3 separate regions of the Mus musculus genome follow, and all the other regions are linked to region 3. The links are chromatin loops, found by intact Hi-C in ENCODE. Cell type or tissue: left cerebral cortex. All regions are shown on one strand. Links, peaks and the distances in the headings refer to the core of each region. The heading gives the core; the rest is flanking DNA. Region 1 holds the start of Fbxw11 (F-box and WD-40 domain protein 11). Region 2 has its middle 7.3 kb from the start of Sh3pxd2b. Region 3 overlaps Fbxw11 (F-box and WD-40 domain protein 11).

The links. Hi-C counts contacts between places; a loop is a spot of excess contacts. Peaks named below come from ENCODE experiments on the same cell type or tissue, not always from the same donor. Only the 100,000 strongest peaks of a DNase experiment are listed, where the experiment ranks them.
Region 1: it touches region 3 in a loop (3-fold over the local background); 18 of 42 quality-filtered maps call a loop at or near these places.
Region 2: a loop joins it to region 3, with 2.4 times the contacts of the local background. A loop is called at or near these places in 4 of 42 quality-filtered maps.

Annotation. Positions count from the first base shown.
Region 1 is chr11:32,637,575-32,647,954 of GRCm38, forward strand. It overlaps Fbxw11 (F-box and WD-40 domain protein 11), which reads left to right and starts at 4,981. Exons shown (of 13, transcript NM_001271347.1): 1 at 4,981-5,361. The coding sequence starts at 5,317. In left cerebral cortex, for the core only: a CTCF peak has its summit at 4,770; DNase peaks (open chromatin) are centred at 4,927, 5,540 and 6,592; H3K4me3 peaks cover 2,724 bases; H3K27ac peaks cover 2,135 bases.
Region 2 is chr11:32,335,394-32,345,773 of GRCm38, forward strand. No RefSeq gene overlaps it. Among named protein-coding and RNA genes, the nearest start is that of Sh3pxd2b, 7.3 kb to the right of the region's middle. In left cerebral cortex, for the core only: CTCF peaks have their summits at 5,913 (motif pointing left) and 7,623; DNase peaks (open chromatin) are centred at 1,368, 4,094, 5,293, 5,857 and 2 more places; H3K27ac peaks cover 2,033 bases.
Region 3 is chr11:32,704,757-32,715,136 of GRCm38, forward strand. It overlaps Fbxw11 (F-box and WD-40 domain protein 11), which reads left to right. Exons shown (of 13, transcript NM_001271347.1): 3 at 7,016-7,241. Among named protein-coding and RNA genes, the nearest start is that of Fbxw11, 67 kb to the left of the region's middle. In left cerebral cortex, for the core only: a CTCF peak has its summit at 5,035 (motif pointing left); DNase peaks (open chromatin) are centred at 3,176 and 5,022.

The DNA.
Region 1 (10,380 bases), core at 1,103-9,102, 68 kb before region 3:
CTTTAAAAACTGTAGGTATTAGGGAAACCCATTTATTTTATTTACCCATTTTATTTTATTTAAGCATGTATATATAACACATACAGAACGGATAAATAAAAATATACAAAAAAGAGAAAGACATAAATTGTATCAAGACTTTGTGTTAGATTGTAAGTGATCTCATGGAGTTGACTGTTTAGATGAGCTGGCTCCCATGACCCCCAGCTATCTGCACTATGTGACATCTACTTCATAACAGTCTGGAAAGAACAAACATGACCTCATAAAGTCTCTGAGGGTCAGGAATCCAAGAGTAGCAAGCTCTGTTCTCTGTTGAAAAAATACAAAGCGTAGCTGGGAAGCTGGTGACATACTGAGGTGCACTGAACAGATCACTTCAGCTGGGGGTGGTGGTGCTGATATTGACCCTCACTCACAAAGGCCACAGAGACCCACATCACTGCAAACCGTAAGACATCTTTTTTTTTATTGATCCAACACGTTGAGGACCCCCTTCAGCACACAGGCAAGAGGAGAGACCCCAAACAAACAAAGAACACACTTTTTATACCTTGTAAGGGGCAGATTTAGGCAACAGGGATAGCTGGCTTATTCTAATTGGTGTAGCAAGTAACCCTTTCAGACATTGGTTGGTTTGCATAGGGTTTGCATACCTTTGGCTTAGTCCCTTACTCTGCCTGCCCTTATGTTTTTTGTTTTTTTGTTTTGTTTTTTTTTTCAGCATTGTTTAGTTGGCCAGCTTCCTTATCTGGCTCTGCACTTGGCCTGCTAGTATAGTTTGGAAAGTCCCTTCAGAGGGGGAAGGGGCTGAGTGGTCTTTAATTTATTTTGTATACTACATCACACACAGAGGAAGAGAATGAACACACATCATTCAGACAGGCAGGCAGGCAGACAGACACCCCAGCCCTTCATACACACACAGAGTGGGGTGGAATGAACGCTGTGAGGCAGTCTGTAGTACATTTGCTGCTTGGGTCACCAAAGCAATAGGAAAGAAGGTACAACAGAGGCAGGACCAGGAGCCCCTTCATTTTGCCACACCTGTGATCTCTGCTCATGAAGTTAAGCACAGTCTGCATGCTCCAGCATCTCAAAGGACGGCAAGGTGTGTGGGCTTGGAGCCAACTGCTAACAGGCACACATATAGGTTACTGCAGATAAATGAATACATCTGACTATGTGTGGTATGCACCTCCTGGCATGGTCATCTGAGGTCCACACTCCGATGTCTAGCGAGACCTCATCATCATGTTGAGGGTCATTGGTCCACACCTCTTCACTGTCAGCACGCCTTGTAAACCTTGGCCCAGAGCTGTCTGAAGCTCTGGACAGAAACTGCCTTATGACTTTCTTCGGCCTTTGTCTATGATCAGATCTGATCACCAGCTAGCACCAAGCCTGAAGCAATAAGAATCCCTGCACACCCGGGTTCTTTCTAAGAGGTCAGAGCAAGGAGGTCAGCCTTGGCTCAGCTTATGTAAGTCTTCTGTCATAAACATGCTTTTTAAAAATCTCTTTGAGCGTTTGGAATCCAAGCCAATAATTTTAGTTTTCTTTTTCTTTTCATGAGGCATATGATTTTAATTAAAGGACGGAAACTGTGAGCTTTTTTGATGCCAGGGGTTGCAAACTCAGATATCCCCAGGGATTTAGCATTCAAATGAGAAGCATGCAGATTGCTATGGTGTGAATGTGGCACCAAAGCTTTGGTTGAAACGAGTCCCCATTGTGAGGGTTAGGTCATTTTACTCTCATCAGTCATTTAACCCCTTCATAGATTAATGGGCTAATAAGGGAGTTGCATGGCTATGGAGTGAGCTTTCTCTGGTTAGCTTGCTATAGCATCTTGCCATGTGATGACCACTGCCTGCAATGACCTAGGGAAGGCACTGGCAAGCAGATGCTGGCACCTTGCTCTTACCATGAACTAAACCAGTTTCCTTTTTCTTTCTTTCCCCCCTTAGACAGAGTTTCTCTGTGTAGCCTCGGCTATCTTGAAACTCACTTGAATTCACAGAGCTTGGCCTACTTCTGTCTCCTACGTGCTAGGATTAAAGGGTGCACTGACACTGCCCAGCTTTAGTTTCTTTACACGTCATCTATTCTCACATATTCAATACAGCAGCAAAAAAAAAATGGACTGAGTTCAAGGAGTAATGGGAATGGTGGAAGCTTACTTATATAGAGACACTTTCTGAAAGGAAGGTAGAGGATGCTGAGCCACTGAGTACTGTCATCATATAGATCTAAAAGTCAGAGAAATTAAAATTAAAATGTAAAGTTAAGATTTGTTTGTTTGTTTTTTTCGAGACAGGGTTTCTCTGTGTATCTCTGGCTGTCCTGGAACTCCCTCTGTAGACCAGGCTGGCCTCAAACTCAGAAATCTGCCTGCCTCTGCCTCAAAAGTGCTGGGAGTAAAGGCGTGCGATACCACTACCCGGCCTTAAGGTTTATTTTTTAACTCTGTGTGTGTTGAGGTATGTGCACAGGTGTGCCTGCGGAGACTACCAGAGAGCATCAGTTCTTCCAGAACTGGAGTTCCAGGCAGCTGTGAGCTTCCTAGTGTGGGTACTGGGAATTGAACTCAGGTCTCCAGGAGCACTCTTAGCCATTGAGTCCATCTCTTTAGTCCTCCAAAAGTGTGAAACTTCTAACTGATTAATTTTGGCAGTGCTATGGGTTGAACCCAGGACCTTCAGGTTATGGATATGCCAGAGGGTTTTTTTTTTGTGTGTGTGTGTGTTGTTTGTTTTGTTTTGTTTTTTGGTGACACGGTTTCTCTCTGGTTAACTGCCCTGGCTGTCCTAGAACTCCTTTTGCAGATCAGGTTGGCCTTCAATTCACAGAGCTCCACTTGCCTCTGCCTCCTGAGTGCAAGGATTAAAGGCGTGTACTACCACACTCAACATGTGAAGATTTTTAAAACAAGGAATGTGGTAGTCTAGGCTAGACAAACACATGGGAGGTTCATACTCATCCTGTGGCCCCTACATGCTATAGTGTATGAAAGGTCCTGGCATTTTCAAGGTCTTGGCTGCATTGGTGAAGCCTAATAGACTAGTCTTTCAGTATCCATAGAACTTCCCACACTCGATATGGGCTTGGACTTGCTTTGACTGATGCGGCAGTCAGACCTTGATAAGCATCTGCTGATGGCTCTTGCCCTTTTTTGAGCCACCCTCCAGAAGCTTGGGAGGCCCCATGTGTAACCTCAGCTGATATATATATCACATTGGTCCAGATGAGCTTGCTTAATTTACGTAATTGTATAAGATAATAAGCCATTGTTATTCTAAGCCACCACGCCTTGGAATGGATGGTTATGTCACAATAGGTAACTGAAACAAAGGTCATTTAACCTAACCTCCTCATTACACTTCTGACTGTCCCAAGTCCAGAAAGGGAAGAGAGTTTGGGGAAAACCAGACAGCAAGGTATTGGCAGTAACTCCAATTCTGGGCTTTTCCCAGTTGCTTTTCTTTCAATCTCTTGGTGAAAGCCACTAGATAAAGATTCAAAGTCTATCTGCAGGGGATTTACACTGTGATGTGGATGTATACAGATTACTGTAATGCCTTGCTCCCTGGGAATCGTTAGAGTACTAAGTCATCCTCTTTACAGGGGCAAAGAATTGAAACAAACTTGAGAAGCAGGCAAGCAGGCACTGCTACTGTGAAGTGGGCTGGGTACAATGAGCCAGGCCCTTGAGACACTTTATAACAGCTCTGACTGCCAGGTCTCCTGTAAACATAAACAACTTAACAGTCCGTCAACATTAGACAAGGCCATTCTGTGGCCTTAGCTTATGGATCAAGACAAAAACAAGACCACCCCATAATCATTTGTGAACACAGATAAAACATGGACATTGTCCAAGTCCCTGAAACACAGCTACAAGACTAAACACTTGAATCTGGCTAACAGGAGAGGCTGTCAACAATTACTGGATTAGTTTTAATCTAATATAACTTCCCATAGATAAGGCTGAGGTGCCCAGTCTTATACCCCCACTTCCCGGCAGTATCTGCTCCAAAGCCCCTTCAAATCCTTTTCTACATTACCTAAGGTCTCTTACTGAGACGTCCCTGCTTCATCATGGTGTATGTTCATTTCTACTTCAGCTAGGAAAAAACCCACCTTGTTCAACTATCAGCGTGTTCCTGGGGGCTTTTGGTTCGAGGGTATTGACAGACTTGGAAGTCACAAGGAGTTAGAGGTTCTCTGAAGTCTCTAGATGCGTTTCTTCATATCATTTCTAACTCTTAGTCAATGTCTGCTGTCTTCCCACTAGAATTAAGCTGAATAAGAACAGAGGTCTCTCCGGTCATTCCCAGTGCTTAGGGCAGTACTAGTAGAAACTGAATGCTTAAAAATAAGTGTCTTCGGCCGGGCGGTGGTGGCGCACGCCTTTGAGGAGGTGGAGGCAGGCAGATTTCTGAGTTCGAGGACAGCCTGGTCTACAAAGTGAGTTCCAGGACAGCCAGGTATACAGAGAAACCCTGTCTCGGAAAAAAAAAAAAGTGTCTTCAAAATGTATAGCTTCTTTCTCATGGCTCAGCTCCTCCCAGTCAGTGTGGCAGATCTCCACACACCGCTTTCCCAGCTCAGTCTCCAAACTCTTAGATGCCCATCTTCCTTTAATTGTGTCTTCGACCTCGCGGGCCCCCTCCCACACTTCCTAGTGCAACCTGGGACCCACCTGTCTCCACCATCTGTCCCTACCAAATGCAACACACACGGAACGGCAGCGCTGCAGCCTAGACGACTAGTGGGCACCGCAGACACCCACTGCGCATGTGCGGAGATCGCTCGCTCGCACTGCAAAGATCTCCGACAAGTGAGGAGTTGCCTCGGAGTTTCCGTCCAGGTCCGTGCGGCTACGGGCTGCCAGGAAGTCAGGAACGACCAACCGGAAGAAGACCTCGCGCGCGAGGATTTCTGGGACAAGTAGTCGCGGCGCTCGCGAGGCCCTATCGCGAGCAAGCCCTAGATACTCCAGCTCTGCACGTCCGGCACTCACAGCCCTGCGCTCCCCTAGGTGCTCTCTCCGGTGGCAGAAGCCGGCAGATTGGACCAAGCGGCTTCTTGCTCCCACAAAGCTGCGCGAGCCGCCGCGGCTGCCGGGAGTTGTAGTCTTCGCTGTGCGTCCTGCGTCGGCCGAGGGTGAGGGCGGAGCTGCGGGCGGCCCGGGCGGGCTGGCAGCTAGAGTGGGTGCGAGAGCTGCCTCCACCGCCGCCGCCGCCACCGCCTCCTCCGCCCGGGCCGATCGCTGCTGAGCGGAGAGAGCGAGGCGGGGCCGCCGGGGCCGCCATGGAGCCCGACTCGGTGATTGAAGACAAGACCATCGAGCTCATGGTGAGTGCGGCCCACTGGCCTTCAGTTCTTCCGGCCGGCCGGCGGCCGGGGGGCCTGCCCACCCCGGCGTCCGCGCCAGGCCAGCCCTCGTTCCCCGCCGCCTGGGCCCGGCCGCCCCCCTGCTATGGCTCGTTGCTGACGCTTCGCGCTCTTGGGCCGGCACGGCCTCCACTCCCCGCGGCTCCCCCAACCCCCTCCTTGCCGGGCTCCGGCCAGTCTCCGGCGCCCCAGCCTCGCTCCTGCCGGAGCCACTGCTCACTCTTGCCTTGCCATCACACTCTGTTTTTAGAAGGGGATTTCTTTTTCCCTTCCCTGGATTCCTCTGGCCGGGCCTGCATCGCGCCTCCCAGCCTCGCTCAAGCTGAGGGTGATGGTGGTGGAAGGGAGTCCGAGACCAGTTGGAGCCGCTTCGGCCTCCATAACCTAGGCGCGGGGGGTGGGGTGGGGTGGGGTGGGGTGGGTGGTAGGGGTGGGTCTCAGCACCCTCGCCCCAAGCTACCGCTGTATGGATGCCAGGATAGCCCCATTGGACTGGGATGTTGGGGGTGCCTACGAGTCTGAGGCTGTTCCGGATAAGGGGCCTATTTTCCGGGCCCCTGCGGTGTCAGGCTTCTTGGACAAAGGGTTTCCTACCCTGCCGTGAAGGATGTTTGTATAGCAAGGCCCTAGGTACTCTTGAATTCCATCCCCCAGGAAAGGGAAACCATAACTTTTATCATTTGGGAAATGAGAGGGGAGGGAGAAGAGGTCGCGCTCATCACTGCCACCCTCTCTTATTTTAATAATAAAAAATGGGAGGGGGGTTTCTTGGCCCACGGATAAGCAGCGATCCCTGTACTGTTAGGAACCATTGGTAGCCAGCCTGGTCAGGTCTCCCCGGACACCCCTAACCCGTTTCTGACCTCAGACTTGGTGCTAGAAAGGTTTTTGGAAACAGGACTCTGAGTCTGGGAAAGTGAAGGATTTGCTCATTGGCGGAAGAAATAAAGTATGGCTGACTGGTATTACCTGCCAGTTTGAACGTGAGGGAAATCAAACTGGGCCCAGGAGAGTTGGGGAGGAAATCAGCCTCTGCAAATGAACATACAAAGGGCTTCTTCCTGTGAAAACCTTGATAGTTTTCTTTGTATCTCTACTGATATAGTAACAACTAGTATCTGCTCCACAGTATTAAGAAAAGGTGAAAGATCTGCTGAACTTAGCAAGATGTTTTCCTCGTCAGAGTTTCTCCAGTGTGAATCGCTTATTGAGTCAGTGATTCCACTGGGTAGGGTTGGTGACATCAGAGCCACTTCCCCCATTTAATGCTATAAATAATAAATGGTGATACTGAAAGTCTGTTGGATAGCCTCATGGTTTCTGTGGATGATGTTATCCAGGGAGCTGAGGTACACGTTTTAAAATGGAAGTATAGTAGCATAAAATACAGAGTCTCATGTCTGCTGGACTCTGCACAATGTGCAGAACTGGATTGTTGAAAATTAAACCTGGAAGTTTCTGGTTGGTTGTATGTGTTGAAAGGAATTCTGTCACTTTATCTTCAGGTTCTGAGGACTTTTTTCCATTTTCAGAATCGAATTGTTGGTTATAACAGTTTGGGAAACTTTGATAGTTATTTTAACAAAATACCTTTTTTTTTTTTTTTTTTTTTTTTTTTGGTTTTTGGTTTTTGGAGACAGGATTTCTCTGTGTAGCCCTGGCTGTCCTGGAACTCACTCTGTAGACCAGGCTGGCCACCAACTCAGAAATCCGCCTGCCTCTGCCTCCCAAGTGCTGGGATTAAAGGCGTGTGCCACCACTGCCTGGCGACAAAATATCTTTAAAAAGTTGTTGTTTAATAGGGAACAAAATAGCCATGAAAGGAGTTACAGAGACAAAGTTTGGAGCTAAGACAAAAGGATGGACTATCCAGAGACCACCCCTCCTGGGGATCCATCCCATAATCAGCCACCAAACCCAGACACTATTGCATATGCCAGCAAGATTTTGCTGAAGGGATCCTGTTATAGCTGTCTCGTATGAGGCTATGCCAGTGCCTGGCAAATACAGAAGTGGATGCTCACAGTCATCTATAGGATGGAACACAGGGCCCCCAGTGGAGGAGCTAGAGAAAGTACCCAAGGAGTTGAAGGGGTCTGCAACCCTATAGGTAGAACAACAATATGAACTAAGCAGTACCCCCAGAGCTCGTGTCTCTGCTGCATATGTATCAGAAGATGGCCTAGTCAGCCATCACTGGGAAGAGAGGCCCCTAGGTCTTGCAAACTTTATGTGCCCCAGTACAGGGGAATGCCAGGGCCAAGAAGTGGTAGTGGGTGGGTAGGGGAGCAGGGCAGGAGGAGGGTATAGGGAACTTTCCGGATAGCATTTGAAATGTAAATAAAGAAAATATCTAATTAAAAAAAAAGTTGTTTATGTATTATTGAGAATTCACACATGCACCACAGTGGGCATGTGGAGGAGGTCAGAGGACAACTTTGTAAAGTTTCTCTCCTGCTTTTACTTAGGTTCTGAGACTTGAACTCATTTTGTTAGGCATGTATGTTCAAGTGCGTTTGGCTGAGCCATCTTAATGACCTCTATTTTGGCAAAGTGTCTTCATACATGTTCCATCTTCTTAAAGATAAACAGTGTATCTGCTTTCATAGTGACCAGTTCTTCATACTGAAACACAATGTCTTCTTTTTCAAGAGTTAGAAGAAATACAGTGTAACTAACCCCAGGCGTGGTCTTCTAGCATATGACTAAAGAAATACTCTGGTCCACATTTACTGGTTTTCTAAGCTTATAACTAAGAAAGTTTTGTTTTGAGTGCCGGGGTGCACCTCAGTGGCAGAGCACATGCTTAGTTAGCGTCCGTAAAATCCTGATGGGTGTTTAGATTTTGTGTGATGATATTTGCCATTAAATTGAAGTGATGTCACCTAGTGAAGACATAAAAGGGATTTAATGTAGGATTCTTAGAAATGTAATAATAAAAAAAATGTGCCAGGCATGGTGGTACATGCTTTTAATCCCAGTACTCAGGAAGCAAAGACAGGTGAATCTCTGTGAATTTGAGGTCAGCCTGGTCTACAAAGTGAGTTCCAGGACAGCCAGGGCTACACAGCTTGTCCTAAAATACCCAAACAAACAAACAACCCCCCCCCAAACAACCAAACAAAAAACCCTGTCTCAAAAAACCTAAACTAACAAAAGTTGTAGTGCCTAGACCTGCATTGTTAGATCTGATTTACTGTGTCTATGCATATGCAGTGTTACTTGAGTCATTTATAAGGTATGTAGCTACAGTTTTTCCAAATTGTTGATACCTGCTTTTCATTATGACAGGTTTCAATTATAATCAACATACCCTATTGTGTTATATTTTAAAATATTCTTTTGAAAATGACTTCATATTGGTTGTGGAATGTTAATAGTAGAGACTACATCTATTTAGTATAGTATACACTTTGCTTCTGTCCCTAGCTATCCTAGGGGATAGTCGGAGGAGAAAGATGGTGACAGAACAGTGAAGTTTCAAAACCCAGTTGTTACCTTTGTGACTACTTGAGGCCTGGTCTACCAAAGGTGCTTCTGTCCTGGCATTCTGTTTCTAGGACTGACCTTAACAGGAACCTTACATAGATTCTCTGTCTCCCCACTTTGTCCTTTCTCTCTGTCCTTTATGCCTCTCTCTTCTTATCAGTCTCCCATCTCCCTCTTTTTAATATATTCTCTCTTTTCTCCAGCTCCCTGTCCTCTTGCAGGGTCTTGTGTAGCCCAGGATGGCCTGGAACTTTGTAGCTGAGGCTGGCCTTGAACTCCCAACTCTTTTTCCTCTACCTTCCAGGTGCTGGGATTATGGATCTGTACTACCATCCTCAGCAAGGTAGTAAATGAACTCTTGAAACAGACAATGAATTATAGTTGCTGATAGTGAATAATTTAATTGTCCTCTGGCTTTCATGGCTTTACTGGCCTAGTGCTGAGGCAACTTTATGGACCTGTTTTCTAAACTTCCCTGTAACAATCAACATTATTATGAGTGAGATAGAAGAGCAGTGATCCATTTTGGAAATATTCAGAGCTTACCAGGCTGTGTGTCTGGTTTGGTGGATTTCAGTGGAAAGAATGCAAACTGCGTTATGCATCACATTGAGTTGGGAGCAGGAGTTGATGTACAGGCATTCCTTAGGAAGCTGCAGATTGACAGACAGGTGGCTAGTTCTTCCCATGAAAAGACAGCAAAAAGCTGCAACAGTTTAAGGACACAGTCCAAAAGGCAAAGGTGCCTAAATACTGAGTTTCATTCCCTAGGACTCACATAGAGGAAGAAGAGAAGAAACCTCTGGAAAGTCACCCCCATCCCCGAAAATAAGCAAATACAATTTTACAGAAGTTTAAGGATGATAATTCTGCCTCATGAATATGAACAAAACTTGCCTAGTTACACTTCTACTGAGTTATTGGCTGTTGAAGCATTCCCCACTGTAAGAGACCTTAAGTGAGTCACTTCCTTTTTGCTTTCAGCTCCTAAGTGGATGAAGTAATAAAGACTAAATATAAGAAGGTGCAATCTAAATGCTATTTTTAGAGCTATTGAAGTATATAGGCAGGCTGCAAAACTAGGGAGAGGAAAGAAATTGTTCAGGTAAATTATTGTTTGTCTTTCTCTTTTCTTTGTGGTTCAGTTTTTTTCCCGCTCCCTTCCTGTCTTTGGCTTTGTGAGGCAGGTAGGATTGTGTAGTGAGTCTCCAGCCGTTGGGTGTCTGCACTCACCCCTCACTGCTCACCACATGTGCAGAAATGGATGCGGGTTTCAGATGAAATAAACCACACGTGTTTATAGACTCTGACCTAGAGAGACTGTGGCCCAAATAGTTAATCTGCCTGAGAATTTGCCATAGGTTGACGTCCTTCAGACTTGACAAGGATGGCCCTGACTGCTGCAGTCTGTCCTTTAAGTAGAGAGCTAGCTCAGGATATTCCCTAGTCCACGGACACAGAATCCTGGACCCATACACATGAGTGTTTGGG
Region 2 (10,380 bases), core at 1,253-9,252, 370 kb before region 3:
GCCATCTCTTCTCTGGTTGTATCTTTCAATGGCTCTAGAGAAGCCATTTCTTCAATGACATCACACCTGCCATTGGTGCTTCTGGTAAAGATAGTGGGATGAGCCATGTGTGCAGTGTTAGTTCTGCCAGTCATAGCTAGAGCGTGAAATTTAAAATTAGCAATTCTTTGCACCAAACACATGTTGAGAAATACCCCGGTTTCTCCAGTTCATCTGGTTATAGAGTAATGCACATAATATTGGTAACAGTCCTGTGTTGTCTCTAATCACTGGTTCTGGAAGCAAGGTTCACACACACACACACACACACACACACACTCAGATCCAGGCATGTGTATGCTTAATATCCTCCCAAGCCCCTATCCTTAGGCAGATCCCTGGCTCTGTAGCTGGAAGAAGGAAGACAGCAAACAGCTCAAATGAAAACCACAGTTCCCTGAGAACAGCTTCAAGGTAAACTGCTTCCAGCAGGCAGACAGAGTGTGAAGTAGGGGGAGACTTGCTGGGAAGGAAGGACTTGTCAGGAAGGGGAAGAAGGGGGCAAGAAAGTTTAGTAGGGGAGGGTGTGATTAAAGTATATTATATACATATTTAAAGTGAGGCTGGAGAGTGAAGGTGACTAAGGGTCAGTGCTAGGGAAGGAGGTGACTAAGGCTCAGGGCTGGGGAAGAAACCAAATGGGGAAAGTGCTGTTTACTCTCCTGAGTCCTTGCCTCCTGGCTCCACTGTACTATGCTTAAAAAAAAAAAATATATATATATATATATATATAATATATATACATATATATTATATATATATATAAAATTTCATCATCTGGTGGACTTAAACAGATGGCTGACTATCAGGGCTGTTATTTTGATTTTTCAAACCCTACTTTTAATAAGGGTTCTTAATAAATGCAAATGCTTTAACTTCCTTTCTAGCCCACCACCCACCAGAGGTAGTAGAAAAGAAAGGTTAGTAGGATACAAGGGAAGTGGACCTGTTTAGAAATTGTTCTTTGGAGCAAGTCTCATCTGCTCTGTCAGGAAATCAGAGGTTCAGTTCACAAGAATCAGCAGCAGCAGCTTGACCCACTCACAAACACTTCACAGATATGCCAGCAGTCTAGTTCAGTATTGTCAGGATAGCAAACACAAATCCACACCAATGGCAAGACCTAGCAGGAACAGACAGGCCTCAGCCAAACCAGCATGAGTCAGCAGGAGGGATTAAGACCAGCAGGGATGCCAGGAGAAGTTCTCTTCCACGTCTCTCTCAATAACTGGAGACCAAGAAGTGTTGCACAGTTGGCTCTCCAAGCAAGCCCCACCACTGTCCGTTGAGTCCTATTTTTACTCCCTCCAAACATCACGTGTCCTCACTACGTGTTTTGCCTCAGCACATGAGTCTGTCTTAGCAAAACTCCATGTGAGTCTGTAGCAGCTGCCATCACTCTGCCAACTGGCCCTAGTTCACAGAAGCGGCAAGAAGCCACCAGCACACCACCAGAAGTTTTCTGGCGCATTTCTCTCTATGGAATCACAACAAATGAAGCTCAGCTACTCGGTGTAAGGTGAACCAACACATGCCTTTGGTTAGCGAAGAAACCTTTATCACGCATCCTTTCACGTGCTTGCTTTAGCGAAACATGGTTTCACCTGTGTCTGCTTCAGTGAAATGTTCCTTCACGTGTCTGACCCAGCGAAGCACCAATACAACTGGCTTTCCAGAGAAACCATAAGTTTCTACTTCAGGGGGCCAGACAAGAGATAACTGTCCCACGTGACCCCTGTGGAGGTTTAACCCTAGGGATAAAGTGGGGGATCAGGAAGAACTAAGTCTGGAGGAAAGAGAAACCCCACTTTGGGAAGCCCCTCACTCTCCCTATAGCTGGGCTGTGTGGATCTAAATCCTGCCACACCCAGGGCAGAGACATAACAACCTTCAACCACCTGAGCACCAGGCTGTTACCTCTGACACCAAAGTGGACATGGCATTTGAGGAGGAAAAGCAGCTACTAATCTGAAGTGTCCCCTGCAGACCTGAAGTATCCTCTGCAGACCTGCAGTCAGGTGTTTTTTGTTTGTTTGTTTGGTTGGTTAGGGTTTTTTTTTTTTCGGTTGTTTGTTTGCACCAAACAGTTCTCTAGTTTCTCAATTTCACTTGGCTATAGGGTAGTGTGTGTGTGTGTGTGTGTGTGTGTGTGTGTGTGTGTGTGTTCAGGTTTTGTCTTTTATTCTAATGCTAAGTGCTGGCCCCCAAGACCTGGAGTCTGCACATAGCTCCTGTGACCCACCCCAGGTTAATTCTGATTGGTGAATAAAGATGCCAACAGCCAATAGTTGGACAGGAGAGACATAGGTGGGGTTTTAGGTTTCGTGGGCTCGAGGAGAGAAGGACCATGAGGAAAATGAACATGCAGAAGGGGAGGAAGAAAAAGCCGCCATGGGCTGAGGGTCAAGAGAGTGTGGTCCTGGAGGCTGCCCGATTGGAGTTAAGAACATCCCAGATGGAACATAGTAAATGATAGGTAATAACTCACAGTTATCAATAGGAAAGTAGATTCTATCAGCATGGAGGGGATTGTGCTGATTAAGGCTTATTATACATGTAAAGGCTATGGGTGTGTCTTTCATCTGGGAACTCATTAACCAAAGATGGAGTTGAAACTCTGGGCCAGGATTTAAATAATTTTCTACTCCATGTGAGCAATAGGCTCAAAGAACTAGACCCAGGTTCCATATTTCTAAGAGGCATGGGTTAGAACCAGATCAAACCATCATGATATTTTTGGCAAGGGTGGGTGCTGGCCAACAAGAGTATAAAGCTCAGCTTCCTCAGCTGGAACTGTTCAGTGAGATGCTGCTGCAGAGCAATCAAACATGAGGAAGAAGTTCAGCTCCACAGAGCACAGACGGGAAGGTGATGGCCTAATGGTCATGTGATGGGAGGGCAGTCTAAGTCCTCTGCCGGTCTGATGGTCCTGTGCTAGGAAGGCAGCCTAAGTCCTCTGCTGGTCTGATGGTCCTGTGCTAGGAAGGCAGCCTAAGTCCTCTGCTGGTCTGATGGTCCTGTGCTAGGAAGGCAGCCTAAGTCCTCTGCTGGTCTGATGGTCCTGTGCTAGGAAGGCAGCCTAAGTCCTCTGCTAGTCTTTGACTTTGCCACGCTTGAGATTCTAGTTTGGTTGGACCAAGCATTCTGAGGCCTGCTTCCCTGAGGCTGAGTCAGTAGTAGGCAAGGCTGCCCGTCCACGTGGGTGAGGAGGACACTGATGACCAAGACCTGGACATCACAGTCACCCAGCATGATCATCAACCCAAGCTCCATCTACATCCCTGTCTCTGTGTCATTCACTGAACTTAACACATCAATTGAGACTCTTAGTCTCAGGGTCATGGATTCGAGCCCACAGTGGGCACCAAATACCACTAGACTGTCTCTGTCTACTCACCAGCTCTCAAATAATGACACACAGAGTCTTACATTTGCTTATGAATGCTAGGCCTTATAGTGTATGCTGTTTCCCAAGTAGCTCGTATAACTTAATTAGCCTGTTTATTCTAATCTACCATCTGCCACGTGGCCCATTACCTCTCCTTCAGTCCTGGCACCTGTTCCTTCCTCTGTGTCTGGCTTGTGACTCCCCCATGCCTGATTTCTTTCCAGGAGTATCTACCTCTGCCCAGATTTCCCACCTTTCATCTTCTGCCCTGCTATACACATTCAGCTCTCTATTAAACCAGTCAGAAGAATGTTTACAAAATACTAAGGCAGGTGATGTTTCATAAGAATAACAGTACAAAGTCCAGATAGTACTCAGCTCTCTGCTGGTACAGAAATCAACATCTGAATGATACCAAGATAACCTTTACACCATGCATAAGAAGATTACCCCAACAAGTCTCCAGCAACAGCAACAGCACGCTTGCACAGTGTCCACCCAGCTCTTAGCAGGGTAACATGAGACAGACCCAGGACCACGGTTTCTTCAACAGTCCCTTTCCTTCCTCAGGATATCCACCCACACTTCCAGAGCTGGGCTGTCTCAGGGTCAGGCTGTCTGCTGCCAGAACTCTTGGGCCAGAGCCCAACACCACCTCCCAGTCTCTCTTCCCTATGATACTACTCCTACTTGGGGATCTCCTGAATCTTCAATGCCTGCTTGCTCAGCTACCACCCATCCTCTTCCTCTTTCCAATAGCAGATTCTCAGGAGGCGAACCTATTGAACAGCAGTCTTAAAGAGCTGTGGCCAAGGTTTCATATTACTGAGGGTCATGAATTGGCCATCTGGCTCAGAGACACATGCTGGGGTTCAGTGTCACCCTGGCCACCTACAGCATGCCTTGTCCACTTTTATTTTGTCTCTAATGGTGACTCTCTATGGGTGAGACATGTCCCCTGTTTGTCACTTGTTACTAATTGACTGCCTTCCCTGTTAGAATATGAAAGAAAAAAAATCCCTACCTGTTGTGCTTGTTTCTCTCTCCCAAGCATCTTGTTCAGTACTTGACGGGTATTAAGTTCTCAAGTATTATGTTGTCAAGTGAATGATGAATAAATGGCTCAAGTGAATGAATGAATGGGCTCCCAGAGCCACCTGCACTTTTAAACCATGCTCTTCTGCAGTGTAGCTGAGTAGACAAGGCTGAACCATAGTACGCATAGCCCATAAGGCAACCACAGAGTTAGGTTGTCCTGGGAATGTCTAGAGTGGGAGGCACTGAGGAACAATTACAAAACAGTAACAGTTGCTCCTTGGGGGACTGTTTCACGGACCACCTGGAGAGGTGGCCATCTTGTCTGCAGAAGAGCCACTCAATGGCAGGTGATGCTCACCATTAAACAGTTACATTTTGCTGCAGTGTCTCCCACTTCTGTAAAGGAGACACTGGCCACCAGGTTTAGCCTCTCAGTGGCCTTTGGAGTCTGTGTTCATTGAACTGAAATGTAACTCAAAATGTTTTTTGCTAACAATATGATCGTTACCTGTCCACATCTGTATTTATCCACTCATTTGGTAAATATCTACCAATCAGCTGCCGTGGCTGACCACTCTGAGAAGACCCCCTGTTCTCCTCACAGGAAAGGCAGTGCCCATTTATTCAAGGTTCTTTTCTAGGGCCTGTGGGACTGGGCTGAACTGGGGATAATAGCAAGGGAGATGCCTGACCATCTTCATGTAGGTACATTTTGCTGGAGAGTCATATATGAAGAGATGGCGGCAATGCCAAGAGCTCTGAAGAAAATGCGTGTGGGAGGTGACGGAGGCTGCATTAGGAAAGTCTGCAGAAGGAGAAGACTAAAGCTTTAAAGACAGGAAAAGCATTTCCGAGCAGTGAACAGCATGTATAAAGGGATCCATTTCATGAAACAGAGAGAAGCCAGAGCGGGTGTAGGAAGGTGTGACAGAGGAGGGAACTAGATGAGGTCAGCAGGTCTCTGAAACCAGATTCTGCTAATCCCTAAGAATCTGCTCTAAGAATCTTGGTGACTTTATCCTACGTGCAGCAGGAAGTCACTGGGACATTTAAGCAATGGGAGAATGGGGGTGAGGAATGCAATCTGATTTTTATTGGCTAAACACGCTCCTGACTGAGAATAGAGAGCAGGCTCTGAAACCACTGGTCAGCGGAGGGAGGGAGATATGATATCAGGAAGACTCCCACGCCTGTCCTCAAAGGAAGCTTTGTTTCTTCTCAGAGGCCGCCAGAGATGTTTGAGTTCACATCTCAGCAAAGCATGCTCCTGTGCTGTGACCCTAGGCACCATCTCTTAGCTCCTGTTTTCTCACTGAAAGGAGAAAATTAATGCGCTGAAGATGTGCTGGGCTCACTGTGGCTTGGATAGGTCTGTGAGCTGGAAGCATGACTCCCAACAAGGCAGTGTCCATAAGAGTGAGTCGCGCGGAAGGGCGCCACCTGCAGGAGAGATTGATGTAGTGCTCCAACCTGGTTAGTTCTCTCCAGGGCAACTTATCCTATACAAAAGCATGATGTTCATCCCAAGTCTTCCTGGATGCCCATCTCATCAACAATCTGTTCTGCGGACTTCCACTATTGTAATGCTGCTCATCACAATGTCCTCACTAGACGTCACAGGGGGCCACCTGACCTTGGACCTTTCACTTTCCAAACTATGAACCAAACCAACCTCATTTCTTTATACTGCACCTAGCCTCTAACTTCCTGTTGTATATGGACCAGTATAGGGATGTTAGAAACACAGTTGACTATAGAATTTACATTGTTATAGATGACAGCTAGCTGGTGCACAGTAACAGTTACATCTCTTTATAAAGTGGGGGGAAGGTGGACAACGTGAGATGGGAAGACAAGAAAGCAGCACAGAGGGGGTTAGTCATGGCAGCCTTGGACACCAATTACACTGAAGAACATCTGTGGATAGGGGCATCCCAGGAAGACTTCTGGGCACGAGAAGATTGTAAACAGTGCTCCCTTTAAGGAAATAAAACTTGGCCACAGGAAAGATGGAGATGATGGAAGAGAAGCTTCAGGGTCTCTCCCTGTTGCTTGGACCACATAGCCTCCTGTCATCCCATGAGGCTCTCCCTGCATGGGGATTCTACTTAAGCCAGCTTCCTCTAGGCATGGTTTGCTTGTACGAGGACCACAAGCCTTCATGGGTGTTGTTCTTGTGATGAGCATCCCTACGAACACAAGCATACAGACTGCACCTCAGAGAGATCCTCTCTGAACCTTCTCCATCCAACTGTGTCCTAGAAAAGAGCTCAGTTCCCTCCCCGAAGCTGCTGCTGAAAAGGCAACAAAAAGCAGGCTTCAGCCTCCCTGGCCTGATTGTCTTCAGTCTAGGGACTGGGAGAAGTGCAGCCTGCCAGCTTTACAGACGTCAGAATCTCGGAAGGACCAGGAGCTCATTCAAGCTTGAAGAGATGCCCCTCCAGAACGTGCTCCTTCCTGTATGATCCTGCCGTGTGGAACACAGCACTCCATCAGCTCCAGCAGGGCTGTTCTGTGCTCTGCAGCACTTGAGTTTGCAAAATGCCTTCTGGACCAGGGATCTGGAACAGTGAGAGCTAAAGCTGGAGTCTAAGCTCTATCCCTGGCTTCTGCAGACCTAAATCAAGGGCAATACTCTACTCCCAAATGCCTCTGTGAGACAGAAAAGCAGAGAAGTCCGCCTAGAGGCTGGTTTGTCACTAGCAAGGGCACATTGGTCAAGCATCCAGTCTTGCCTATCACAGAAGCATCACTCAGAAACGCTCTGCAAGTCTCTGCAGGCAGCTGGAAGTTTTTAAACAAGTGAAGTCAATCTGGCTCCTAGGAAGCTTTGAGCCTGGTGTGTGTGTGTGTGTGTGTGTGTGTGTGTGTGTTGAATATGTGAATGCATGGGAATGTGCACACACCCATGTAGAGGCAGTCTGCATCCCTCAGGTCTGAGTCTAGTCCTATAAACAGACACTTAGTAGATGATGATGATGGAGATGGAGATGATGATGATGATGGAGATAACCATGGTGCTGAGAAGCAGTTCACTACCACACCAGCCTGCAGAGGGCGCCCTCAGTGCATGCTTACACCAGCCTGCAGGGGGCACCATGGAGACTGTGTGCCAATCAGCAAACCACAGATGGCTATGAAATAGGGCAACTGTCTAGGTATAGCCTTTCCCTAAAGAAGATCTTTTTCTCCTTTTCTGTTAAGATATATTTTGTGTGTGTGTGAATGCAGGTGCCTACAGTGGACAGAAGAGGGCGCCAGATCCTCTGGAGCTGGAGTTTCAGGTTATGAGCCATCCCTGATGACTGCAGGGAACCAGACTCATGTTGTCTGCAAGAGCAACAAGAGGGAAGAAAGAAAGAAAGAAAGAAAGAAAGAAAGAAAGAAAGAAAGAAAGAAAGAAAGAAAGAAAGAAAGAAAGAAAGAAAGAAAGAAAGAAAGGAAGGAAGGAAGGAAGGAAGGAAGGAAGGAAGGAAGAAAGAAAGAAAGAAAGAAAGAAAGAAAGGGAGGGAGGAAGGAAGGGAAGGAAAGGAGGGAGGGAGGGAGAGAGAACATTTTAAAGAAGAAAACTGAGGAGTTGGCTGCACAATAAGAACAGGTTTATTTCAGAGAAAACCTGAGAAGGCCTTTGTGATGGTGTGTATATGCCCAGCCTAGGGAGTGGCAATATTAGAAGGTGTGGAGCGGGTGTGGCCTTGTTGGAGTAGGTGTGTCACTGTGGGTGTGGGCTATGGACTATAAAACACTCCTCCTAGCTGCTTAGAAGCCAATATTCTGCTAGCAGCCTTCAGATGAAGATGTAGAACTCTCAGCTCCTCCTGCACCATGCCTGCCTGATTGCTGCCATGCTCCCACCATGATGATAATGCACTGAACCTCTGAACCTGTAAGCCAGCCCCAATTAAATGTCCTTTATAAGAGTTGCCTTAGTCATGGTGTCTGTTCACAGCAGTAAAACCCTAAGGCAGACCCCATAAGAGAAGGTGGGATAATAAACCTCTCTCACAGGCTAAGTATTATGCCAGAACGGGAAGAGCCCGAAGTCCAGTTGGCCGGTGGTGTTAAGGGTTAAACTGGGATGTACAGGAATGATGTTAAGGGTATTGGCTTGGTAAACTGAAAGCTTAAGGTTGGGAGGGCGTTGCCTCCCAGAGCTGCTCTTGTTGGCTCAATGTTCATTGGCTTCTGTGCATATGTACACTAGTGCAGGCGTGTCACAACCCGTGTATGGAGGGCAGAGGACAGCTTCAGAGAATTCTCTACTTCCACCACAGGATTTCCAGAGGTCAAACGCAGGTCATCAGTCTTGTCAACAAGCATCTTTACCCTCGGAGCTTCCTCGCCGACCTCCCCCTCCCTTTGATTTTTGTATGTTGCTCTAAGTAGTTTTCTGTTTCTATGATAAAACACCATGACCAAAACCAAATTGGAGTGGAAGGGATTTGTTTCATCTTCCAACTCACAGGTTAACCATCACTGAGAGAAGTCAGGGCAGACTGAAGCAGAGCCATGAAGGAACACTGGTCACTGGCTAGCTCCCCTGCCTTGCCTTTCTGATGCAACCAAGGCCCATCTGACTAGGGAATGGCACTGCCCACAGTGGGCTGGGTCCTCTTTATCCATTAGCTGTTAAGAAACTGTGCTACAGCCATGTGCACAGGCCAATCTGATGGAGGTAATTCTTCAGGTGAGATTCTCTCTTCCCAGGTGTCTAGGTTTTGAGTCAAGTGGACACACTCTAACTATGACATGTGTGGTGTCTCCCTGTATGTCTAGATGTGTGAGAGTGCTCTTGCCTGTGTGAACATTGGAGTCCAGAGGTCCACATGTTTTTTTTTTCTTCTGTTCCTCTCTCCATTATTTTTTGAGACCGGTTCTCTCACTGAATCTGAAGCTCACATACTTGCTAAACTGGCTGGCTAGCAAACCACTAGGACCTGTCTGTCTCATGTCCCCTGCCTCAGTGGAAAGCTGACAGATATGAGCCACGGCACTCAGTTTTATATATGATGATTAGAGATCTAAACTCAGGTTTTTATGCTTGCTCAATAAGTGCTCTACCCCTGAGCCATCTCCCCAGCACCAAAAGAGAGAGGTGACTGGTCGGGAATGAGGCTGAACATGTGAGCAGGAGCTAAAAGAGGTTCAGGGTAAGAAAAAACATGGATGGAGTTTGGGCAACACCAAGATTAAAGTTGAACCTGAGACTTAATGAGATTTAAGGGAGAGTTTAGCTGTTATCAGTTTACCTGGTAGAAAAATCACAACAATACAGATACTGTCCATGAGATACCTCCCTCAGACAAGCCTCTGAGACTGTGGCTGTTCTCATGCCACCTGTGGATAAGAAGACCAAGGTACTTGCCCAATCTCATGCCCTGTTAGGCACAGATTGATGGCTGAACACAAAGTCTGGAGTCAGACTCTCTGCAAATGTCATGTCATCTCAGCAACGTCATCACAGGGAAGTACCTGTCTGTTTACACCTCCTCAACCTCCCCATCGGCAAACAGGAAGGATGACTTGTAACTCCCAGGGCTATGAGACCCTAGTAAGACAAGACCCTAGTAAGTAAAGTGCCAGGCCAGCCCCAAGCTCACAGACAGACCTCAACAAATACTGTTAGGCTGATAGCTGGGCTGGAGCAAGCTTAGGACTAAGTGAGATTTCCCTCCCACTTGATTCACAACAGCAAGAGAAAAGCACTAACCCCCTTGTAAAATTCAGCAGAGTTTAAACAGCAGAGGTCTTTTTCCTGTCATTAATCATTGGGGAAAAGCAAATAAAAGCTACAGTGAGTCACTCCTGACACCATTGAGATGGCGTGGTCAAGAACAATAGAAGAAGCAGTAAGTAAGGGGCAGGGGGGAGTGTTTGGAAAAAGCTGGGCCTCTTGTGCGCTGCTGATAGACTGG
Region 3 (10,380 bases), core at 1,481-9,480:
GGATGGTTTTATTTGTTGGTGGGTTCAGAAAAGGAGGGTCTAAATTTTTACTCATTTGCATATTGTGCTCTGGCAGACAGGAGACAAGAAGTGATTACAAGCAGGCAGGAAGTGAGGAAGGTGCGTGGATATTCAAAGAATCCTCCTTTCCCAGGAGCTCTGGGACTTGGGGGTTTCACCTCTCAGATGGGCTGACTCCATGGTTTCACCTGACAATTTGGATGAGTATAACTGACCTTGGCTCCACCCAAACCTTGTACCTGTGGGTATTTAAGAAGTAATATAAAAATATGTGCACGCATGGGATGGGTGGGTGGGTGTGCATGCACGAGTGTAATGTTATGTAGAGGACTGAGAAAGATGCCGGAGAAGTGGCTTCTGCTTGTGACTGTCAAAACTGCCCTTTCTCTTTAGTCAGAGCTGTTTGTCTGAAGTCTAGAGACATGCTGAGCTATTGTTAGCAGAGATTACTACTGAGGGCTGTTCACCCTAGCTTGAGGGAAGCAAGTCTGACTAACTAGGTCTGACTCAAGAGTTCTAGTTCCTTACAGAATGTAAAGGTGACTGTGTGTGCTCATGTACATAGACAGTGCTTCTCAAACTTACTTAGACCCCGAGTCATCTCTCATGCCATGTAGGATTAAATACCATTTAGAAGTGATTCACTGGGAATGTGGTCCAATGGTCAGGTGCTTTCTAGCAGAATGAGGATCCATGTTTGATCTGTAGAGATGAGTAGACGTCATGACACCCAGCCTCATCAGGATAGCTTGAATGGTGGTCTCTATTGTAGCTTTTCTCAAATGTGTATAAGAGAAGCTGGGAAATGTATAGGGGCCAGGTTTAGTCTGGCCCTCAGGGTTTCACTGAAGTATATACACTTTTAGCCTCTGTAATTTAGCATGAAGAGAATAGTTGATATTTCTTCACAAGAGCTGCCTTCCTCTCAGTTGTATAAATAATGCCGTTGCTATTGTGGAACAGGTGAATTAAAACCTCTCACTGTGATGATGCTATTACTAGTGTAGTCTGCAGAACTCAGACATTCTTGCTTCTTTCTTGAGTGAAAAACATGACAATGCTTAGGTCACTGCCATACTCCGGCAGTAAGGAACCAAGATACTGTCCAGATTGCAGAGGGTTTAGCGTAGACTATAATACTGGCCTTATGAGTGTCACAAGGACTCTGGCTCTCTGCTTGCACTTGACTTCTCATCCTCTCCGTGCTCTCCTTGTGTGGCCAGGCCTGCTTCTGTCTCCTTGCCATTCTTTTTATTTAACTTTTTTATTGATTCTTTATGCATGTCACATCATGTACCACCAATCCCATTTGTCGTCCTTCATATCTTCCCGTTGCCCTTGCAACCTCCACCCAAAAGACAATAAACAAAACTCAAACCCAAACAAACCAAACAAAAAACCCCATCTTGTCATGGAAGCTGTAGTGTGTCACAGTGTCGCACAGTGTAGCCTTTTATGCATACATCTTTGCTTGCAAATGTTCATTGCAGTGAGTCATTGGTCTGGTTTAAGGCCTCTGGCTTCTTCTACACCATCAATACTGGAACCTCACCAGGACTTCTCTCAGATGTCCTGTTGTTGCCCCGCGTCATGGAGATCCAACAGCTTTGGAGCTACAGTACTGGCCCTTTCATGTGCTCCAGCAGATCATAGATGCAGTAGATCTGTGTTCACTTCTCCTGTCTTCTGCTTCAGGACTGCCCACTGCTGCCCTTGGTTTTGAGCACTAGGACATAGTGCTTGTTCCCCACACCCCCTTTCTCCTGTCCTCTGTCACTGGCCTTGACATTCTGGGACTTTTAAGATTTTATTAAGGAAGAATTTCCCTCCACAGCCATTCTGCTCTGCCCAGGACAGTGACGTTGTAAACATGTGCAAAGGAAACCTTGGAAGTAGTGTCCTCAAAGTAGGGAAGAAGGGCTTCTTTGATCTCACCACACCCTGTGGCCCACCATTTGATGAGTGATTTCATTTGCCTAAGGTCCCACAATGAGTGACCAAGTTAAGATTCCAGTGTCTCGGTTTGGTTCGCCTATTGTGTGTCATTGACATAGACAGCAGTGACTCATATTCAGTGCTGACTCGTGTCAACTGTTGCAGATTGTCCATTGCTCTGTTGGGAAGTACTCTGGGTTGAGTCCAAACATTTTAGAACTTAAAGGATAAAGGAAAAGTGGGCAGTTTGAGAAAGGTTATTCCTGAAGATGTAAACAGAGATCCCCTTGGAAATTTTTTTTCCTTTAGTTTTTCGAGACAGGGTATCTCTGTGCAGCCCTGGCTGTCCTGGAACTCACTCTGTAGACCAGGCAGGCCTAGAACTCTGCCTGCCTCTGCCTCCTGAGTGCTGGGATTAAAGAAAGGTGTGCCATCACTGCCTGGCTCCCTTGGTAATTTTAATAGAGCCGTAATGGACCTTCCAAAAACACTGCAGAGCAGATGTTGGAGTTTAAGTTTTGTGTTCCATCTTAAGAGTTCTGGGGCTGGGTGGTGGTGGCGGACACCTTTGATCCCATCGGGAGGCAGGGGCAGGCGGATTTCTGAGTTTGAGACCAGCCTGGTCTACAAAGTGAGTTCCAGGACAGCCAGGGATACACAGAGAAACCCTCTCTCCCCTACCTTCCCCCAACCACCCCCCCCCCAAAAAAAAGAGTTCTAGGTTTGGGATGGAACCTTAGAGCAGCCTGGCTGCCAGTGAGGTGTCTGTCGCTCCTTTCCGAGCACTGCCCACCCACTTCCCCTTCTCATTAAGGCTCCATTTAGCTGTTAGGTAGCAGCTTCAAAAAGGGAAAACCCAGTCATGTATAATCTCCAGTTAATGGGCATCTGTTGAGCCTCTAGGTTACCAAAGGGATAATTACACAGTACTTCTTTGTGTAGTAAACACAAAAAAGAAAAGAAAATGTGTTCCAAAGGCAAGTCAGACTGTTAGTGACCAACAGCATCCTCTTCTTGAGGGAGAAAATTGGGGCAGTCATCTACTCTTGCTGGGGGAGATGGCAAGGCAAGGCCATTCCCCAGATCAGCTATGGAGCAAGTGGGAGGGAGGCCTTGTCTCTTTAATTGCTGGTGGGTGGGATGCATTACTGAACAGCAGACGTTCTAGGAGACATTGTGTGCAACTATTGGGAACTTGTGAGTCTCTGAGTTTCTGCCACAAGCCATAGAACAGCAGTGATGATGAAGGTTACCCCACAAGCTTCATGCCCAGGCTCTGTAAGTGAAGACTGTATGCTTACTATTGATTTAGGAGGATAGCTTCCTGACCCAGCATGGTGTGTGTGAGCAACAAGCCAGAGTTCTTGGGTTTGTATCCCTAAACTCTAGTTTGGGATCTCAAAGTTTATGTCTTGTAGTCATTTAGGTTTTGCAGAACTTGGCATAATTCAAATAACTTGTTTTTCCCCCTTTAGAACACTTCAGTTATGGAAGATCAAAATGAAGATGAGTCCCCAAAGAAAAGTGCTCTTTGGCAGGTAGGCATGATAAGCTAGCAGATGACTGTAGATAAAGCTCTGCCTTTCCTTATGTCCTCACCGAGAGCAGAACCCAGCCTCTGTTTTGTATAGGGTTGCCAGATTCAGAAGCCACCCTGCTTGTCCACCGTTCCCTCTGGGGAGTATCCTTACTGCTAGTAAAGCACTTTGGAGTTTTCTGGAAGATTCCAAAAAGGCAGTATCCTGAAATACCAACTTCGTGGCCTAAGATAGACTGTGTGGAAATCCTCCATCACGGGGATGGTGGAGGCTTAGAGCCAAGTGTAGACTGCTGTTTTTCTCTGTCTGCAGCCCACCCTCCTCCCTGCTCTCCCTATGAGGGTCTGTCTCCTTTCAGATCAGTCTCCTTTCCTGGCTCTCTCACTTTCCTGCCCAATCTCCCCAGCTTTGTGGTGGGTGTCTGGGGAGCACACAGACCTTCATGGTTTAGTGTTTTCACTAAGCATGCTGGTGAGCATTTTTTTCCTTTGTGAGGACATGAGTAAAGGCACAGTATATATAAAGGAAAAAAAAGTGACCTGGGCACATTTGAAAACTATAAAGTAGGTTAGTTAGCTAGAATAGTGCACGCCCAGCAAGTGTAAGATGACGTGGACCAAGGTGAAATAATGGCAGCAAGGCTGCAGGGTTTGTCTGGGCCACGGGGTCTGGGATAGTAGCTGGAAATGCACTCCTAAGCACACAAGTGCCTGTTTGTCTTTTTGAACATTATGTATGTGTAAGAGGAACATGCGCGACCTTCTGCACCGCTTTGCTGTACTGCTCTTCACTGTGACCTTTAGTTTACTGTGGCTCCCAGCGCCTTAGCACCCAGGTTCCTTCATCTGTTCATCTCCTCATTGGTTGGTTACTCAGTGGAAACTAGATGGTAAATGAGAAAGTGGATGTGGGAATACTGTGATCTAGAAAGCGGGGCACAGGTGTAGGCTGTCACCATCATTCTGTTTAACCTGTTGTGACCGCAGAGGTTCTGGGGAATTGTCAGTAGGGGTGGAGTAAGAGAGGCCGAGCACATGGGGTCTTTGAGACTCCACAGTTGGCGTTGCCGTGTGCAGCCTCATTCTGTCCTGGTTATTGTGCTCACACCACCATAAAACCCTGCATATCTCGCCTTTGCTCCTTCCCATTATTTTCAAAGCTGTCAGTGGTTAGTCCAGCCTCACTGTATTTAAAGCTGGACCGCAACAGCTACACTGCAGTGTTGCTGTGCAGAAAGATAAGTTGTGATTTGCATTACCAATGCTTGTAATTAGACACTTATATTTTCCTGTTACAATGTTGTGATACTGTTATGCTTAAAATAGCATTGAGATCTCCTTTTATGTTTATCCTTTTATACTTGATATCTTATGTAAGATCCCCTTATATATCTCCCTTTATATTTGCTGATATTTATCATAGCAATGAGTTTTTACTTTGTCTTAAGTTCTTCTATTGAGGCAAGTAGATGAGGAGTCTTCCAACAAACAGAACTTTTAGAATGCCTGTTCAATGCTGCCCTCTGGTGGTAACAGAGGCCAATTAAATTATCCCTCATTCCGGGAATTGGGGATGACATGGAGATGTGGAAATGGATGGTTAATATAAATTAAGTAGAAGATGAGTGCTTTCTGACCTTGCTGTAAATGTAGAAATAAAAGCATACTTGAGATGTGAAACTGAAATTATTTTTGTCAAGGAAGGTCAGAAGTTTCCTTTGAAGTTTACAGAGGTTCTCGTGTGTGTGTGTGTGTGTGTGTGTGGTCTAGTTTAATATGAGAGCATACTATTAACAAGAGCTCTTCATTCCTTGTAAGATGTTGGGAACAAGTTTCTAATGGAAGTAATGGACATTTGTAATTCACCTCTTCAGGTCTGAAAATCCTCTAGGGTCTTACTTTCTGTTAGTGTATGCACATAGGCTATCAGAGGACAGATGGCTTGGCAGTGGTATGACAAAACACTGATGTGGCTAGGTGATGGCACACACCTTTAATTCCAACACTCAGGAGGCAGAGGCAGGTGTATCTCTGACCAGCCTGGTCTACAGAGTGAGCTCCAGGACAGCCAGGGCCAGACACCTCGTCTCGAAAAACCAAACCAAACCAAAGACCTGATGTGGCTTTTAAATAGCATTATAGTGGTTGTGGCTTTGAATCTAGGGATGTAGACTGTTATTGTTATGGTGATGGGGGAGTATATGGGTACATGGTTGTGAGTATGCAGATATGTCTGGACATTGTCTTCTGTTGTTTGGCCAGCAGTTACTAACCATCTGAAGTAATATGGAAGGGTCAAAACTATTAGGAGAATAGCCGGGCGTGGTGGCACACGCCTTTAATCCCAGCACTTGGGAAGCAGAGGCAGGCAGATCTCTGAGTTCGAGGCCAGCCTGGTCTACAAAGTGAGTTCCAGGACAGCCAGGGCTACACAGAGAAACCCTGTCTCGAAAAACAAAACAAAACAAAACAAAAAACTATTAGGAGAAAATGAAGCTTTATAGATGGATTTACTTTTAGGCTTCTCCTCTATTTAGATGGGGGGGAGGGGGTGTCTCAGTATGATCCCTTAAAATGCAGTCTGGTCTAGCAGACTCAGCAGCACTTGGAAACTTAAAATACAGATTCTGAGGCTCTCATCCAGACAGATGGAGCTCGAATCTGTGTTACCAGGCACTCAGCTACTCCAGCGCTTGCTCAGGTGTGTGAACCAACCCTGCTCTGGTTTTGATTGCTCTTGGTGCCTATGGTCAGCTGCAGTCTAAACACACTAAATGAAAAATTTCACAAGTGTAGGTAGGGAGAACATATGTACATATTGTACTATATTGTTTTAAGTATTTTGTTATTGTCAATATTTTTGCTATGCATAATTTATAAGCCCTGCTTTATCATTGGTATGTATGTATGTATGTATGTATATATGTATGTAAAGGCAGAAATATGTATGTAGTGTTTGGGTCCATGGTTTCAGGCCTGATGTCTTGGAAATATCTTTTTTTTTTCCTCCTTTTTTCTTTTCTTTTTTTTTTTTTTATTAGATATTTTCTTTATTTACATTTCAAATGCTATCCCGAAAGTTCCCTATACCCTACCTCCGGAAATATCTTGAATATAAGAGAGACATTAACTTTTAATTTTGAGGACGTGGAGACAGATTACTACTAGCCAACTAGATGCTGGCTTATCAAATTGGGCATTTAGTGCCTCTAAGATGATCATCTCCAAATGAGTTTTCTAATGCTGGAGAGGTGGTATGGTACGCAATGGGGAATAGTGAGCTAAGGCACCGGTCATCTTTACAAACAGCTGCAACTTCAGTAATTACTATGGTTGTTAATTTGAGGCTATGGGCCCTCAATGCATTTTAATTGTGTGATAAATGGATGAACAAAAGAGCTTAATTTGACTTAGGTTCAAATTGGTATTTTGAGGCTAAATCCATAGGACAAAAGAAATTTCTAATGAAATTGATTACATGCCTTTCTAGCTAATTATTGTTTCTTTGTTTTTCCAAAACAGATCAGTAATGGAACGTCATCTGTGATTGTCTCCAGAAAGAGGCCGTCAGAGGGGAACTACCAGAAAGAAAAGGACTTGTGCATTAAGTACTTTGACCAGTGGTCTGAATCAGATCAGGTGGAATTTGTGGAGCATCTTATCTCACGGATGTGTCATTATCAGCATGGACATATTAACTCTTACCTGAAGCCCATGTTGCAGCGGGACTTTATCACTGCTTTACCAGGTAGGTAACTGCACTTCTCACGGTTGATGGGCAGTGTGTGGTGCCTAGCCCTCAGTGCTGGCAGTGCCAAGTGTGCTCTGTGAAGTGAATGGCAGAATGAGTGTGTACACTGTGAGTTGCCATTTCTGGACAGCCACTGTATTTGTAGTTAGATTTTAATCCTTCCTCAAGTGCCATGTAGTAAGATAGAGTAGATGAATTTTTAGGAAACAAAGGCCACTTTTGTGATTGATCTTGCTGCGTATTAGTCAATGCTGTTGCTTTATTTAGTTGCTTTTCTGTTTTTAAAGATACACTATTTAATTTTGGTATGTAGACAATCTGTATTTTACATGTAATTTTAAGAATGTATGGAGCGAGGCATGGCAACTCATGCCTGTTCTCCCAAAACTTGTTAGGTTAAAATGGGGGGATTATTTTGAGGCCAGCCAGAGGACATACAAAATACATGTGCACACATGTGCGCACGCGCGCACACACACACACGTCTACTTTTCCTTAAGTCTGAATCTTGGCAAGCCTCAAAGAGTTGAGATTGTCCCCTTGTCTGAAGTGATACTTAGGCAATGGCCAAGAAACCGAGGAAACTGGTAATGTGTCTTTGTTAATGTTTTTTTTTTTCCTTTCTTTTTTTGTTTCAATTTATTTATTTTACGTATGAGTGTCTGCATGTATATCTGTGTGCCCATGGAGGTCACAAGAGTGTTGGGTACTCTGGAACTGGAATTAGAGGTGGCTATGAGCCGCTGTGGCTGGGAATCAACCTGGGTCCTTTTCAAGAGCAGCAAGTGCTCTTAACCTCTAGGCCATCTCTCCAGCCTGTTAACGTTTGTTGACACTGCTTTGTCTACTCCTTAGTGAAGCCCCTCCATCCTCTCTCATGCATGTGCACTTATGGGTAGTTTTCTGATTAAGTGTTACTTGTATTTATGACAGTTTTAGTCCTGAGCAAAGTCTTTAAGAAAAAAAAAGTACAGAGAACTCTTATGCTCCTACCTGTGCCCATGCCTCCCACAGCACAGCATCTGTACTGTCATTGTCCTGCTGCATTTGTGTTCATGGGGGAACCTATTGATAAACCATCATCCCCTGACTCCATAGTAGACATTAACCTGTTGTGGTACGATTAGACTGTGTGACATGCAAACCTGCACCCATCACTCTCATGGAAGGTCTTTACTTTGTCTTCAGTTTGGTTGGTAAGATGTAGAGCTCTGACTTGTGAAGAGAATGTTGGTTCTGTAGCGCTTACTGCCGCCATGCCATGCCAGTACAGGTCTAGGAGCCTCCCATGATGGGTCAGTACTACTGCAACAGACCTGCCTCAGGAACAACAGGTTTGCAGCTGATGGTGCTTTCTTTCATAGCACACAGAGGACCTGGCTGAGCTGTAGTTCTAGCCTGGAACTTGGATTACAAGTGACAAGGAAGCTTCTAATGTCTTCTCACTCTTCTTTCAGAATTTATGAGTTTGTTTTCTACACTGAGAGTATAAAGAATATTTGAGAGTTAGCTTGACTCTGCTGATCTTTCAATGACAGACTAGTGTCCCGTCTTCCATTAGTTGTCTTCTAGAAAAGCAAATAGAAACCCCTTCCATCCAGAATTACAACATTTAGTTGCTTAGTCCAGTTTCTCATTAGGCAGATTATAAAATGACAAGGATCAGAGAAATTGGATGACATTCCCTCGGGTCACCTGGCTTGTTTGCCATGTGCTATTGTAAAATGATGGTGGACAGATATCGCTTCAAAGTTAGCACAAAGGATGAAATCACTCAGTTAAGATTACTCTGGGAGAGTCCTTAAGTTGATCATGAATGTTAAATAAGTGGATCATAACTGTCTTTGTTTGTTGTCTATTGTGATCAAGCATCATGTTCAGAAGCAACTTAGAAAGGAAAGGGTTTATCTCATCCTACAGCCTGCAGTCCTCCATTGAGGGAAGCCAGGGCAGGAGCTGAAGCAGAGACCACGAGGACCACTGCCTACCAACTGGCATGCTGAGTTTGCTTTCTTTCATAACTCTAGCCTTTGTCAAGTTGATGAAAAACCTCACCAGGACAGTAACTCAATTCACGTTTAGTGATGGAGGATGAGAAGAAGGGTCTTTCATTGTGAGAGAGAAAAGTCTAGGTGAATGGATTCTTGTGTGTGCCTCCTCTGTGTTGCTGGAACTCCAGAGCCCTGCCATTGTTCTGCACCAAGAAAGGTCAGGGAAGTCTTTCAAGTTGCTGACTGTACTGCTCCTCATCAGTGACGACCAACGAATGAGGCCAAGCCTCCATTCTCTTAAGAAAATCTGCTGATTGTTTGTTTTTCTTGTTTTGGTTTTATTTTCTTCTCTCTAATTTGCTTTCCAAATGGTTTAGATGTGGGCAAGTGCCCCTTATGTTTAGAGAATAGCCACAAGGTGGCACTGTTGAAGTTCCCCTGATGGTTTCCAGCAGCCCCTTCAGGGGTGTGGGGTGTGCACAGCCTTGGAGAAGGGGCAGAACAGATGAACATGTGTTATGTATATAAATATGGTTAGTATAATTGCGAACAATTCAGTTTTCATTACAGCGAATTTTAAGGCATTGTCCATATCTCTTTTAACGTGGAATTTTGTGGTATTGAATGTTATATGAAATGAATGGACTGTTGGCTGGGACATGGAAATATTTCTGTTAAAATGCTATTTGTTTTAACAGGATTTGATCTGAACATATATACATATGTCAGTATATTTCACACACGAGAATCTAATAGCGAAGGACAAGCTGGCCCAGCTGATTGTGTTTGTGAAGAGTAGACTTGGACTAACCCTGGCATTAGTTCTTCTCCCAGGCCTATGCTAGTAGAGCATTGTGGGGAAAAGATGTCTGCACGCACTTAATGTAGGTTTAATAAGATGGAGAACATTTTCAGTCATTCTGCTAGTTCAGTGTCCAGTCATTCAGTAAGTATCTGGAGTTTGGATTTTCACTGTTAAGATCGACAATCATTTTAAACTTTTGGTTGTGAAAAACATTAGTTCTAAAAAAAAAAAAAAAAAAAAACTGTCTCTAGTCTTGACTTTTTAAAAATGCTTACTGTGAACATTGTACCTGTCAGTGTAAGAAAAGTGGAAAATGTTTGTGGTCTCTGGCTCCTTTTGG